2 separate regions of the Homo sapiens genome follow, and region 1 is linked to region 2. Evidence: chromatin loops called from intact Hi-C (ENCODE). Cell type or tissue: PC-3. All regions are shown on one strand.

Region 1 (8,000 bases), 92 kb after region 2:
GTTTTGATGCATTTGTATGGCACATTTTTTATAATTAATGAGCCAATGTTGGTATATTATTATTAGCTGAAGTCTATAGTTTAGTTTAGTACCACTAAACTAATGCAATATGTAAATAATAGGGTTGTATGGCTGTGTTTGTCAGGAGATTTGTAGGAAGTTCCTGTAGTTTCAGCTCAATTTTTCTGTAATTCTGAAATTGCTCTCAGAAATAAACTATATTCATTTAAAAATCACAAAGCAATAATATAAGGATGGTTGATGCCTATGTTCTGACTTGAAGATTTTTAATGCGTTGTTAAGTGAGAAAGCTGGTCAAAGATCAACATATATAAGTTGACTTGTAAAAACAATACGAAAGCACTCTGTATTTTTTATTGTGATTATATGAAAATGAAAAAATACACACCAGGCGATTGGCCTGTTTATTTGGATACAGATGAATGTTCGGGAGAGAGAGAAGAAAAAATGGCCTTTTAAAAATGGAAAAATACATGTTCTGTTATGCTAAACAGCAGTGAAATATACATACATATTTCTATTTTATCATTAAAACAAATGATAATAAATACAACAAATATAAAATTGAATCGCACCATTCTCTCTAATTATGGTAAACCTCTAAGCTCAGACTTTTAAAAGATTTTTTCTAAGCTCAGACATTTTAGATTTGTCCTTAAAAAAAAAACAAATGTGAAGGAAAGCTTCAGTGATATAGGAAAAAATCATTTATGTTTAAAAAGAACTTATGAAGACTGCATTTCAGGACCATATCACTACAGACTCAAAAATATATTTTAAAACTTGAAGTTACCACAGAGTTATCCACAGAGCTTGGATTTAATCAGTAATTTATGCAAATCACTTATTTTTTCTACATGATACTTGCAATCTGGGGGAGCTGCAAAGAAACTTGGTCTATGGGAAATTAATTTAATATGCTAGTGAAATATTTTTTTAAAGATACTAATTTTGCTAGACAAGACAGAGAATTATGAGGCAGAAGTTTTACTCTTCCCCAAGAAAAGTGAAGTAAAATAATAAGAAAATAAAATCTTCATTATTTTAAGTGGCTTATCATCTTCTTTATGCTAAATAAACATTTTTCAGTGTAAGTCTTAGAATGAAATATCAGTACTTGAGAGGACTTACTGTCATCACAGGGACCTTCCTCACCCTAACAGAGCAGTAGTTGCCTAGCCTGAAGGTTATAGGTGAGAACAATCACAAGGGGTAAGAGAGGATAATGTTTCCTGCTTCTGTTTACAGTCTCCAGCCCTAAAGTTTTACACACTGATCATGAGTCAATACTCCAACAGATTCTGCCACAAGGGATTATGAGGATGAGTTGATAAAGAGTGTTGGGAGATGAGATGGGTGCCAGTGGGAAGCAGATTCTTACAAATAGGGAAAGAAATAATCATTGGAGGGTAAGACAGAATTTGGAGCTGAATCATACCCCTCTCCCTACCTGAGATGTTTGTACATAAAATTTCATTTGATAGGCATTAAAATATTTTGTGATTGACAGAGCTGGTTTTCAACAATCATTGATAGAGCTCTTTTTTGCTTGGGTTAAAAGCAAAATTGACTTCCTAAAACTTTCTCATCTTTTCTCAGATTGGAATAATTGCCCACGTTGCCCTCAATTCAACAGCCCACAGAAACAGATGTGTTATAAGACAGGCAAAAATGTGTGCCTGCTGTTGGTAGTTTGCTCCAAAATAAAGAAGGTGCCAAACTCACAGGCAGTTACTTCTTCCAACCTCCCAAGTTGGGTGAGAAGGTAAAAAGGGTGGTCATAAATTTAACTTTCATGAATATTCCCTCATGGCAGATGAGAAGTGGGACCAGGATTCCCTCAACAGCAAGAGTGTAAAAACTTAGTGAGATGATAGTGTTAGTTATCATACATGTTACACTCTATAAACAAATAAGTAAACAGGAACAGGTAAGGATTTCTTTTTTTTTTTTTTTGAGACGGAATCTCACTCTGTCACTCAGGCTGGAGTGCAGTGGAGCAATCTTGGCTCACTGCAAGCTCTGCCTCCTGGGTTCACGCCATTCTCCTGCCTCAGCCTCCCTAGTAGCTGGGACTACAGGCGCCCACCACCATGCCCGGCTAATTTTTTGTATTTATAGTAAAGACGGGGTTTCACCATGTTAGTCAGGATGGTCTCGATCTCCTGACTTCGTGATCCTCCCGCCTCGGCCTCCCAAAGTGCTGGGATTACAGGCGTGAGCCACCGTGCCTGGCCAAGGATTTCTAATATAAAAGTAACTTTGTAAAACACTACATATTTTATATCACTTCAGCATTCTAATTCAGTATGATTCAGTTCATTGCAATTTAATGCTATTTATTAGCTACTTTTAAAAGTAACTTTTGTAAAACATTAAATATTTTATAACATTTCAGCATTCTAATTCAGTATGATTCAGTTCATTGCAATTTAATGCTATTTATCAGCTACCACAGCAGGCACTGAAGATTTAGAGGTGAATAGAACAGGCTCTCACCGCTGAAGGAATTTGTAACTTGTTTACCTTTTTTCAGTATAGTTACCAAATCATTTGAAAGAATTTTTTAAAAAATGTTTATCACCACTTTCAAGTTTTGAGTTTTCTTGGAGCCATACCCTGAAATGGCATGCAGGGGCATGAAGACAAGTCAAGTAGCAGCACAGGCCTAATACCAGCCTCCTCTCTGGAGCTCTGGAGTTAGCGCGGCCCCTAGAGTGTTGGGAAAGATTGGATCACAACTACCTCAATCAGTCATTGAATGTGGGCCTTCTTAGGAAAGACCTGTCCTTGGGTAAGCTGATGCTTCAGATGAGGCAGTCCTTGAAGTGGCTGACAGCGGCAGGCTGTCTGCTGGCCACATTCCCTGCAGCTGGCAGCACGACCTTTCTCAAAAGGGATCAAAGTGGTACATCTTCATGTTTATCAGAGTCTACACGTGCACTGCTTGGATCTAGTTACATATATGGGGAGAACTCCACTAGGCTTCTGATGCTACAGCCCGGTCTACTGGAGCTAACTTTGGGGCCACAACCAGTTGTCACAGGCTACCTCCTTCACCATCCATTCTAGATTTCCCTTATTTCAGGGAACACCGTTGCTGGTCTCAGTGGCTTACCCGTTGTCATGTCTTTACACAATATCCTTAAGAGGGTCTGAGCCCATGGTCACCATGGCTTCTCAGACTGTGATTGCTGCATTTGTCCATTTAATATCACAAAAGGGCAAGTTAGTAACAAGAGATGCCCAGTGTGAGACCAAACATAGTCCTCCTTGCCTCCAGCATGTAATAGCATCCCTATCTCCCTCCAGTGGTCAATCTTAATTACTGTCCAACATTCTAGCGCTTTTCACCTGCTGCTACCTGCCTAAAATACCTGGAGAACAGCCATAACTTACAGATGCATAGGGCTGTTTCTGTGTCTTCTGGATGAAATGTCCCCTCTTAGTAAGGACCATGAACTCTTTACTCTGGAGAGGCTATATTTGGGATGAGAAGCACAAATTCCCCAAGTGGGTAATTGTAAGTGAGAATAAGTGTGACCACTCCTGTTTCTACCTCTCTGTTACTGGACCCCTGTATTCTGGATGCAAAGCACCATGCAAAGTTCTGTGACTCAAATGTATACTGCATCTTAGAGTATGTAGACATCATCCCCAAAAAGAATTATATCTGAGCTGATGTTTCACCTATGCCTTCAGGAGGCTGTTCCAGAATGTGGTGAGACCAGTAGGTTCTGGATAGTCTGATATGTGATATGATCCATGAATCTCATGGCCACGGACCCCCACCCACATAGTCTTTGCTATAAAGTGGGCTTCTAGATTTGTGATGTTATGTGGGAAGGCATACTAGTAGATCAAACATGTTACAAGCCCTTGGGTAGTGGTGGTAGTTTGGATCCTATTAGCAGGAAAGAAAAACTCATACCCCAAATATTTATCTATTTCTATCAAACAAATATTTCTATCAAACAAAAATATTTCTATCAAAACAAATAGCCGGCCTGTGCACTAGTGAATAATGATGCAAGTTGGTTTCCTCAAGGAATGGTGGCATATTGTTGAGGGTTCAGCACTGTTTGTTGTTGGTAGGTTAGGTGTTCAGTGGTGGCAGTAGCTCTATCAACCTTGGTTCATCTTTACCACTGTGGCCATCTTTTGATGTGCTTATCGTGCCAGCACTGGGGTGGCCAATGAGAGATGCTGGCTGACATCAACTAGCCAAATCATTTTGTGTGCTTGTGATTTAGTGCCTTTATTGTGATGGTAAATCTCTTGTAGGAGCTAGCATATGACACAAAAAATATTCATCTTTAGCCCCTCCTCCAGTAGGTCTAGCAATATACTTCTACTTCAGTTATTTTTTCCTGGGTTTCCCAATCTTTCTCTGTTCCCAGCCCTTGACCAGCTAGCTAAATCATCTGCTATTGCCCATGAGTCCTCTCCTTGGATATGGTGTTTTTGGTTTGGTACCTGACCAGGTGTAGAAAGGAGAATTTTATAGGCTTCCACTTGACATTCCTCACTGTGACATCTCTCATGCCACAGGTTCTGATTCCAAAACAAGGGCTCTTTCAACTCCGTAGTATGTCTATGTCAATTATCATTCAGGTGTCAAATGAGAATCTGGGTGACACGCCTCTGTGTCCATCACAAACACCTAGTGAAATTATCTGAATTCAGTGAATATTATGCTAATTTGTAGAGGATTTATATTTTGACGCACATGTCCTATGGCCCTAATAAAGGTAATAAACTAAGTTTCTAAGGATTCCTCTTTGTGAATAATTTCTGATTTAACCTCTTCTCTCTTTTTTCTCTTTATCCATGCGATTAAAATTATCTTTACCCTTCTAGCAAATCTGTGCATTCATGATCCAGATCCTAAGTTAATAACACTGTTTTTTTTTTAAGACCAGTCATACATATTCCCTTGGCTCTAAATCTTTCAATAGCTCCATAGACTTTCAGAATATTAAACAAAGAATTAGTTGCACTAGATCAACCAAGAAAGTTTAAGTTTATGAACATTGGTACATAAATATTACATTTATGAGCATTGGCAGTGAAAAGAAGGGAAACATTAAGAAAAATTGAGAAATAAACTATGCAAGCTCTTATAACTAATGTGTGATGCACAAGGGAGAAAAGTTGTGAATGATGCTGAGATTTCTAGCTTGACTTCAATAGATTCTAATGTTGCGCTCCATGAAAGAGAATAAAACGTGTATAAAAGTTGTTTACTTATAGGTGTTAAGCTCTTTTCTTAGACTCTGATCTATCTGGTAAATGCACTAACACATCTTTGTACTCTTCACAGGATTTACTATAACATACTGTATGTAAAATGAGTCTCAAAAAAGTATTTGATTTATGTGTGGGTAAATGTGGACTATCAGAATCTTATCCACAGTGCTACAAATCTGCTGAGGTTACTGGAGCCAAGGAGAAACAAGTCAGAGTAAAAAAGCTTTTTCAAAAATCCTGATGTTTAGATACATGGGCAAGCAAGCCATGTTATATTACTAATATCAAGGCAAGCATTAGTATTTCCTCCCCTTATGCCTTCACATTCCCCAGAAGAGAATTTCTACTTTCTTTAAAGACTCTTTTTAATGTTTATGTGAATAAGTTGGTGGCCAGGTAAGGAAAAGAGAAACTTGTTCACCAGACCCATGAATTGTACTAGAAAAAATGTACATATCTCATGGGATTGTAAATTAAAGTGCAGACCTTTTTCCCTCAGTCGTCACCTACGTATAACTACTTGTATATCTCATGTGTGGTCAATCTTCTCCATTTTGTATTTGGAGACAAGGGAGCAAATGATAAAGGAGGATGACAAAATTCTAGCTAGAAATGATAGCAGACAAGAGCAGCGATTCTGAAAACTAAAGTGGAAAGCAACACAGAACCTCCTATTGGCATTGTTAGGACCCAACAGAGCATCCAGGGTTGTAGGGGATATCACATTAAGAACTTGTGAATAATGTGATATCCCCTATAACTGTCCAACTCGGAGTCTAGGCAGACTGGCTCTTCATTAGTGGGAACTGACAAGCCATTTGGCACTGAAAAGACATCAGAGAGGAAGAACAAAACCCTGCCTTGGGCAATGGCATCACTGAGGAGCACTAATTCACTTAGCCTGGGACTGCTAGATTTTTCTTTTGTTTGCACCAGCATATGGGCAATATTATTAGAATAGCTGTTTTGCTCTTCTGCGTCTGTTGCTAACACAAATAAAACCTTTCTGGTCACCTTATTTATACCTTCTGCTCACATGACAAAGATAATGATTTTCAGTCTTCTCAAGGCACATCTCATAGCAACACATGGTTGTTATTGTAAATAGGTTAGTTTAACTCTACTGGCTCACCAAGATGTGAAGTTCAGCTCATTGCCCACGCAAGCACAGCTACAGGCTTGGAACGAGATCTCAGGGAAGAAATGCATTGCAAAAAAGAAAATCCCTTAAATGGGATATATGAGGACAGAAGAAAGGGAATTAATTGGTACTGTGAAACTTAAAAATGGTAATAAATTATGATACAGCGTTGGCAACATTAATGCAAAAATAGTAATAATGAACAGCATTTCTGTTGTTGTTTTATAGTTTATTGAGCAGAAAAAATAAGGATTTTATATATTAAAAACAAATTGTTCACTGAGGAATACTCAAATTCTTTAAGTTAGTTAAGGGTTGAGCTAACCCTGAGACTTAATGATCCTTATAGTTTGCCTACTGCTTTTTTTTTTCCTATAAAGCAATTCTATCCCTTAAAATAAAAGCCAAGCCAAATAAATGTAAAAGATAACAATAGAAATGGAAATTCTCTCTATCTTATTAGGCCTGTGCTGCACATTTCTTTGCCTATGTTCATTAATAATATAAAAAGAGTGCATATGTCATGGTATCTGTCTAATACGAAGATCATCAAGCTCATGTCACCATTGGGCTAGAGGTCCGATTAATGCCAAAAACACAGAACACATAGAAAAGATCATCCGTGTGTAATTGTAACATCCTGGAAGCTGATGTGCTGTCTTCTCTGTAAAAATCTATTACATTTTGGGAGAAGGCGTCAGTATGAAAAATCATCCCGCCACCACTTACTTGACCAAGAGTTAAATGGAAGAAGAAACTTTGCTCCCTTGAGAAAAAATATTTACAACACACCAAACATTTTTTTTTATTAGACACAAAGTATCAAGCACAAAGGCATGGAAGGAAAAATCAGCAAGACATTGAATTATTCTCATTCTGCTGCCTCGCTATTCCGCCCCATTTTCTGTATTTCTCTTTCTTTGTTCCTTCTCCTTTTTCCTCCCCTGGCCTCTGCTGCCTACTCACCTTCCACCCCCTTCATTCCCTCCGCTATCTTCTCTTTTTGCCTATATCCTCCATCTCCTTCCTAAATTTCTGGGAAGGTGAAAGGAGCTATGTAGTATAATGGTTATATGTGTATGTAACGCCTATGTCTGCCTATTTTTAAGTTATTGTTTTTAATATTGTTTTTAATTAATTATATTTTTAAGTGAATTCAAACCTATGGTTATTGGATAGTCTACTGTGCTGCACTTTATACTTGCTTTTTGTCTGTTTTATTTCACGCTTAGATCAGTTATCTCAGCTATGTGATCGAGCTTGACTAAAATGTCAGTATGCAATGAATGATAAACTTGATTATTATCAAAACCTGGTGAAAAATACATGCACTCTATGTCATTAATGACATGATAATTAAATATCTTATGTTCATATTTAAAATAATGCATTTTATACATGTATATCCATATATATGAGGATAAAAAAAAGAAAGGATAATTAAATCAAAAGTCTTGGAGTATTTTTAATGCTTAGAAAATAAAATACTATCTTTCTTCATAAGTAAAAGCATTTTGACCATTGAACTTCCAAGTTTAGAGTCTAACCCCTTGGTTAAATGGCATAGTTTACAGACAGGCTTTTTAGC
Region 2 (8,000 bases):
AACCCCTGCTTTTTTCTGTTTTCCATTTGCTTGGTAAATTTTCCTCCATCCCTTTATTTTGAGCCTACGTGTGTCCTTTCATGTGAGATGAGTATCTTGAATTCAGCACACTGGTGGGTCTTGTTTTTTTATCCAGCTTGCCGTTCTGTGTCTTTTAATTGGGGTGTTTAGCCCATTTACATTTAAGGTTAATATCGTTATGTGTGAATTTGATCCTATTATGATGCTAGCTGGTTATTTTGCAGACTTGTTGATATAGTTGCTTCATAGCATCATTGGTCTTTGTACTTCAGTGTGTTTTTGTAGTGACTGGTAACGGTTTTTCCTTTCCTTATTTAGTACTTCCCTCAGGAGCTCTTGCAAGGCAGACCTGGTGGTCATGAATTCCCTCAGCATTTGCTTGTCTAAAAAGGATTTTATTTCTCTTTCACTTAGTTTGGCTGGAATTCTGCGTTGGAAATTCTTTTCTTTAAGAATGTTGAATATTTGCCCCCAATCTCTTCTGGCTTGTATGGTTTCTACTGATAGGTCTGTTGTTAGACTGATGGGCTTTCTTTTGTAGGTGACTTCGCCTTTGTCCCTGCTGCCCTTAACATTTTTTCCTTCATTTTGACCTTGAAATATCTGAAGATTATGTGTCTTGGGGTTCATCTACTCATGGCATATCTTACTGGGGTTCTCTGGATTTCCTGAATTTGAATGTTGGCCTGCCTTGTTAGGTTGGGAAGTTCTCCTGGATCATATCCTGAAATATGTTTTCCAACTTGGTTCTTTTCTCCCCATCTCTTTAGGTTCCCCAATCAGTCATAGGGTCAATCTTTTTACATAATCTCACAGTTCTTGGAGGTTTTGTTCATTCCTTTTTATTCTTTTTTCTCTAATCTTCTCTGCTTGTCTTATTTCAACAAGATAGTCTTCGAGCTCTGAAATTCTTTCCTCCACTTGGTCTATTTGGTACTTCCTCCACTTGGTCTATTTGGTACTTCTTTCCTCCACTTGGTCTATTGATACTTGTGGTTGCATCGTGAAGTTCTCGTGTTGTGTTTTTTAGCTCTATCATGTCATTTATGTTCCTCTCTAAACTGGTAATTCTGATTAACACTTCCTGTAATGTTTTATCATAGTTTTTAGCTTCTTTGCACAGGGTTAGATCATGCTCCTTTAGCTCACTGAAGTTCATTTTTATCCATGTTCTGAAGCCTACTTCTCTCAGCTCATCCATCTCATCCTCTGCTCGGTTCTGTTTCCTTGCTGGAGAGTTGTTGTGACCATTTGGAAGAGAAGATGCACTCTGGCTTTTTGAGTTTTCCATGTTTTTTCAGTGATTCTTTCTCATCTTTGTGACTTTATCTAGCTTCGATCTTTGAGGCTCCTGACCTTGGGATGGGGTTTTTGTGGGGTCTTTTTTGTTGATGTTGTTGTTGCTTTCTGTTTGTCTTTTTAATAGTCAGACCCCTCTCCCATAGGGCTGTGCAATTTGCTTAGGATCCACTCCAGACTCAATTCATCTGGGTCCCTCCTGCAACTGGAAGTATCACCAATGGAGGCTGCTGAACAGCAAAGATGGCTGCCTGCTCTTTACTCTGGGAGCTCCTCCCAGAGAGGCTGATGCCAATGGAACGCTTCTGTATAGGTTTCTGGTGACCACTGTATCTGGTGTCTGGTGACCCCTCTTGGGGGAAGGTCTCGCCCAGTCAGGAGGCACGGGTTCAGGGGCCCGTTTAACAAAGCACTTTGATTGCCCCTTGGTGGAGGGAGTGTGCTGTGCTGGGGGGGAATCCCACTAATCCAGACGGCCCAGATTCCTCAAAGCCAGCAGGGGAAAGACTAAGTCTGCTGACCTGTGGAGAACATGGCTGCCCCTCCCCCGCAGGGGCTCCATCCCAGGGAAATCAGAGTTCTGTCCATAAACCCCTGGCTGGAGTTGCTGAAATTCCTGCAGGAAGGCCTCACCCAGTGAGGAGGGATGGGTCAGGGTCCAGCCTAAAGAGGCAGTCCGGCTATTATCTGCCACAGCCACTGTGCTGCGCTCTGGGGAATTCCTCCTGGGTCCAAGTCTCCCCTGCACCAGCAGGGGACGAACAGCAGATGGGAGCTGCAGTGGTGGCACCCGCCCCTCCCCGCGGGAACTTGGTAGTCTTAGGCAGTCTCCAACTGAGTGGCTGCTAAGAATCTACACAGCTCTGTGCTTGAGATCCAAGGCCCTGGTGGCATGGCTTACGATGGGGGTCTCCTCATTAACAGGTTGCACAGATCCGTGGGAAATGCGTGGTTTCCTGGGCAAGGTAGCACAATCACTCACCACCTGCCTTGGCTACAGTGGGAGCTCCTCTTGCCATGCGGCTCCCAGGTGGGCCATTGGTCCACCCCGATTTTCCTCTCTCTCCATGGGTTGCACCAACTGTCTAGTCAGTCCCAATGAGAGAAGTTGCTGGTGTAGGATTCACTCGCCATTTTTGTTTTCAGTGGGAGACTCTGACCACAGCTGTTTCTAGTCAGCCATTTTGGCCCCTCCCGGATTGCTAGTTTTGAATGAACTTGTCAGAGTTAGAAATCATAGTAAGCTAAGTAGTTTACATAAATGTGACTGCAGATAAAATTTTAATTTCAGATTTTCGATGCTAGCAGCATTCTCACAATGATCAAGAATGATATTTGCTACTGGAGTCACATTACTCAAGTTCAATATGAATCGTATTTAGAGAGTAGATTTTGGTACAAGAAAAGACAACCTCTTACTGAGCTTGTAGTGTATTCTAGACGCTGTGCTGAGCGCTTTGCTGTATTCTGTTACTTAACCCCGTGGAGTAAGCACTACTGATAACCTTGCTTACAGATAAAGGAATGGTGGCTCTGAGAAGCACACAGCTAGTAAGTGACAAAGCAAGGGGTCAAAGGTCAGTAGGACGTCAGAACTCTTGCTTTTAATCATGACTCAGTCTTGCCTCTCTAGTGCTTGGGCAATAAAGTTTTAGAGATGAAATATGTACAAATTAAAGAATTTAATGCAAAAACTGAAATCATCTTGCAGTTACCTATTTTTACCCCTAGGTGACACTTTTGCATTTAAAAGGTAAACTACAAATGGCAACTGAGAATTAGATTAATTTGGAAGTAAAACACTTAAAAAAATATGTATATATACATACAAATGTATATGCTCATGGCTGTGTGAATTTCGAGTAATGATAAAAATTGCCCTCAGAAGGTACTTTCTGTTAACTTTCCTATATGTGTTATAACATTAATTGCTCAAGTTTATGTAAAGTGTTTTTTATGGAACATCTGTATCAGAAAAGTTGGGTGTTTAAAATACAGATTTCTGCTTGGGCTTTACCTCAAACTGAAAGAATCAGAATTTGTGGAGGTGCAGGTCCAAGAATTTGTATTTTTGAACAAGCACCAAGTGATTCTTCTACATAATACAATTTAAGAACCATTGCTTAACTGTGTAATATCTAAATCTTCCTGTCATTAGAGTCAGTTGGGGGAAATTTAATAAAATACAGTTACCTCATCCCCACTCAGAAAAATCTCAGAATTTCCAAGGGCACAGCCCAGGAATTTAGGTTAAAAATGCCCTGATTCCAATGTATAACCAGGGTTGCACAGTGGAGAAGCAGGCACGGTGGTATTCACTTTCCTTCAGTGGTCGTGACCACTTTCCTTCAGTTTGCTAGAATTGGAGCCACTGCTGACACAATTTTATCTGATTACACTGTCTACTGCATTTGCTGCTTTCACTTAAAGCTATATCTATATACATCCATACATAATATACCTTTTATGGTGTAGTGTTGTTTCATTATGTTATTCATGTTTATTGCAAAAAAAATCCCATGCATAAATGGAAAGATGATAACAAAGGCTATTTCCCACAATCCAGAAAAAAAACTACTTTCAATTTGATATCCTTCTAGTCCTTATGTTTTCTGTTTATTTTTACTTAAAAGATTTTGTGAAAATATTGGGATCATACCATGTAGACAACTTTATATACTGCTATACAACATCTTTTATGAAAATTTCTTCTGATCGCCAAAAATTCTCTGAAAACAATTTGCACTGGCTGCCTACTCTTCCATTGATTGGATACACCATAATAAAAACATTCATTCTTTTTCACATGGTAAGTCATTTATTTATAATAGTTAAATGGCCAATATTACAGTAAATAATAATTCAATAGCATTTTATATTGTTTAATTTAATTAGTGATGTGCTAGTTTCTTAGAAAATAGCTTTATGCCTTAGGAGAAAGGTCAAGGAAAAGCTGCAACTAGGTCATTTATTTTTTATTTTTTGTTTTTTTTTTGAGATGGAGTCTGGGCTCTGTTGCCCAGGCTGGAATGCAGTGGCGCAATCTTGGCTCGCTGCAACCTTCGCCTCCTGGGTTCAAGCTGTTCTCTGCCTCAACCTCCCGAGTAGCTGGGATTACAGGCGCCTGCCACCACACCTGGCTATTTTTTTTTTTTTTTTGAGATGGAGTCTCTCTCTGTCGCCCAGGCTGGAATGCAGCCGCGCGATCTCGGCTCACTGCAAGCTCCGCTTCCCGGGTTCACGCAGTTCTCCTGCCTCAGCCTCCCGAGTAGCTGGGGCTACAGGCGCCCGCCACCAAGCCCGGCTAATGTTTGTATTTTCAGTAGAGACGGGGTTTCACTGTGTTAACCAGGATGGTCTTGATCTCCTGACCTCGTGATCCGCCCTCCTGGGCCTCCCAAAGTCCTGGGATTACAGGCGTGAGACACCGTGCCTGGCCTTTTTTTTTTTTTTTTTTTTTTTTTTTTTTTTTAGTAGAGATGGGGTTTCACCATCTTGGCCAGGCTGGTCTTGAACTCCTGACCTCGTGATCCACCTGCATTGGCCTCCCAAAGTGCTGGTATTACAGGCGTGAGCCACCGTGCCCAGCCAGCTAGGTCATTTTAGATGTACCCCTGGCTCTGAGTTAGCACTAAATGCACATGTTCTGCTGGTGAAATGTCCAGGGTACCATCTATGTTACTAACTAGCATCATCTTACCAATAAGGGACAACTTTCTCACAACCTCTGATTGAGTTTCTTCTTCCACGCCCTTTGTATATAATTTTCATGACATAATAAAAATAATAATGTAGTTGAGATAGACAAATAGTTGACTACAAAATTTAACTACTGCTACAGAATGTTACCTGAATCCTAACCATAATAGCTTTATGTATTCAGCATTTTTTTTTTTTTTTGAGACAGGGTCTCACTCTGTTGCCCAGACTGGATGCAGTGGTGCAATGTCGGCTCACCACAACCTCTGCCTCCCAGGCTCAGGCAATTCTCCTGCCTCAGCCTCCTTAGTAGCTGGGATTACAGGTGCACGCCACTACTGCCTGGCTAATTTTTGTATTTTTAGTAGAAATGGGGGTTTCACCATGTTGGTCAGGCTGGTCTCAAACTTCTGACCTCAAATGATCCACCTGCCTTGGCTTCCCAAAGTGCTGGGATTATGGGCATGAGCCACTGCACCAGCCTATCAGATCTTTAAACACCTCCAATGACGATCTTTATTTATCATATTATGGATACACGTCTTTTCACACACATGTTGCAAATATTTCCCAGTACATTGTTTTTCTATGAACTTTGTTAATTTTTAAAAATTTTTGACCCAAAAGCTTTTCATTTTGACTCGGCAGATTCAATAATCTTTTTATTTTCAGCTTTTTCCCTTGTTGTCATGAGATAAAAGATTGCTTCCTATCTCATGGTAACCTCCAGTTTCATCTATGTTCTTCTCCAATATTGTATTAGAAAATGGTTCAAACATAGAAAACATGAAGAAATTTTACAGTATAAATCTATATCCCCACCATCTAGATTCTACAGTAATATTATACTATACTGACTTTTTAAATGTATCTGTACATCTTTCCATCCCTTTATCCATCACATCAATCACTTTTATGCATTTTGAAGTGGGCCATAGACATCAGTTATGTCTCTCAACTGCTTCAATGTGCATACCATATGTATTTGGTGTGTGTGTATGTATACATATACAATTATATATAAATATACACACACAGAAAAAACTACATATCTTTCTTTTTGCATATGGTTTTAGTTACCTATGGCTGCTGAAACAAATTACCACAAACTGGGTGGTTTAAAACAACACAATTCTGGAGGCAGGAGGCATGAAATCAGTTTCACTGGGCTGAAGGTGTGGGCAGGTAGGCAAGGCTGGTTCCTTCTGGAGGTTCAGGGGAGAAGTTGTTTCCATGCCTTTTCCAGCTCCTGGAGGCTGCGTGCTTCCTTAGCCTGTGATCCTTTCCTCACAACACTCTGGTCTTTTCCTTCCATTGTCACAGCTCCATCTCTTCTGTAGTCAAATCTTCCTCTGCGTCCCTCTTATAAGAACACTTGTGATTGCATATAGGACATCCCTAGGTATTCCAGGATAATCTCCCCATCTCAAACTCTTTAACTTAATCACCTTGTGAAGTCCCTTTTGCAATATACAGTAACATTCTCAGGTTCCAAAGATTAGAACCTGGGTATATTTAGAGATATTATTCATCCAGTCACACATACAAATACTTACGTCACCTTTTTTAATAGCATGAGGTAAAAAATCTGACTTAATTTTCCCAAATAATTGCCCAAATTATTAAAAATATAAATATAAATTATTTAATATTTAAGAAGTTTCAAGTTTGTTACTTTTATCACACAAAGTTCCTTGCTTTTTCTCCATGCCCTGGACTCTTCTAAAGTCAACAATGACAAAATATTATAATGATTTGATTTATTGAATCTAATTCTAAATGTTTTGTTCAGCAAAATTTATTTAAATTTGGATAAAAGAGGTAATAAAATGGAAGACTATAAGTTGGTTGTTGTAGAAAAATGACTACCGAATTCCCATATACTAATTTATTCTCTGCCAGAATATTTACATCAGAAAATTATTTTATGAGAATGAGCTATTTGAAGTTATATGTGGAATGTAAGAATTAACAATAAGAAAGAGACAGAGAAATAACACCCACTGAACTCTGACAAATATTAAATGATAAGCCACTAAGAAAAATGACAAATCAGGATTAGAAACAAGCCAGAAAAGGTAAAAAATATTTATGTCAAAATCTTCGTGCCAATTTTAACCAGTGTCAGGCACCAAAATTTGAGAATTATCTTTGAGAGTTATCTTCCTTTCAGTAAAGGCAACACTGGCAGTTAAACATCATTTTTACTTGTGGACAACTTATGGAATTAATAATATTCAACTATTTTAATTGAAACAAAACTTTTGGCATTGTAATATAGTTGTTAACCTTTGGTAAATGAACCTATAATTTTGCCAACGGAACACATTACTTGATACATCCTCCACGTTGAGCTTGTCAGGCCCATTTCTAGAGAGTGGGTTGCCAATTAACTGGTTACATAAAGTATACTTTTTTATTTTAAAAAAATAATGCATTTGTTCCTATGGCCACACCCTAAATAAAGGAGTTTCCATTTAAAGATTTCTTTGTAACTGCTAGTCTAAACTGTGGAACTATTTCTTAATGTGCTTGTAAATTAATTTGAATAAATTCTCCACGTCTGTCTTTATAAGTGGGCTTTATTTTTACAGCTGTTTTAGATTCACAGGAAAACTGAGCAGGAAGTACAGAGAGTTCTCATATACACTCTGTCCTTCACCCCACCCCATACGCAGCCTCGCGGAATATCAACACCCTGCACCAGAGTGGTAGATTTGTCTTACTCTGTGACTGTACACTCTCACATCATTATCACTCAAAGCCTAGTGTTTACATGAGAGTTCCCTCTTGCTATTGCACATGCTATGGGTTTTGACAAACATATAATAACAGGCATCCACCATTGTAGTACCACACAGAAGAGCTTCACTGCCCTAAAAATCCTTGCACCCTGTTGATTTATGCCTTCCTTCTCCTAATCTTTAGCAACCACAGATCTTTTTTCCCACCTCCATGGTTTTGTTTTTTTCCAGAATGTC

What was found. A loop is a pair of places that touch in the nucleus more often than their neighbours do. Peaks named below come from ENCODE experiments on the same cell type or tissue, not always from the same donor. Only the 100,000 strongest peaks of a DNase experiment are listed, where the experiment ranks them.
Region 1: a loop joins it to region 2, with 7 times the contacts of the local background. A loop is called at or near these places in 12 of 110 quality-filtered maps.

What each region holds. Positions count from the first base shown.
Region 1 is chr5:39,688,865-39,696,864 of GRCh38, forward strand. No RefSeq gene overlaps it. Among named protein-coding and RNA genes, the nearest start is that of LINC02104, 170 kb to the left of the region's middle. In PC-3, CTCF peaks have their summits at 3,327 (motif pointing left) and 3,545; a DNase peak (open chromatin) is centred at 3,317.
Region 2 is chr5:39,596,977-39,604,976 of GRCh38, forward strand. No RefSeq gene overlaps it. Among named protein-coding and RNA genes, the nearest start is that of LINC02104, 81 kb to the left of the region's middle. In PC-3, a CTCF peak has its summit at 3,053; a DNase peak (open chromatin) is centred at 2,975; H3K27ac peaks cover 487 bases.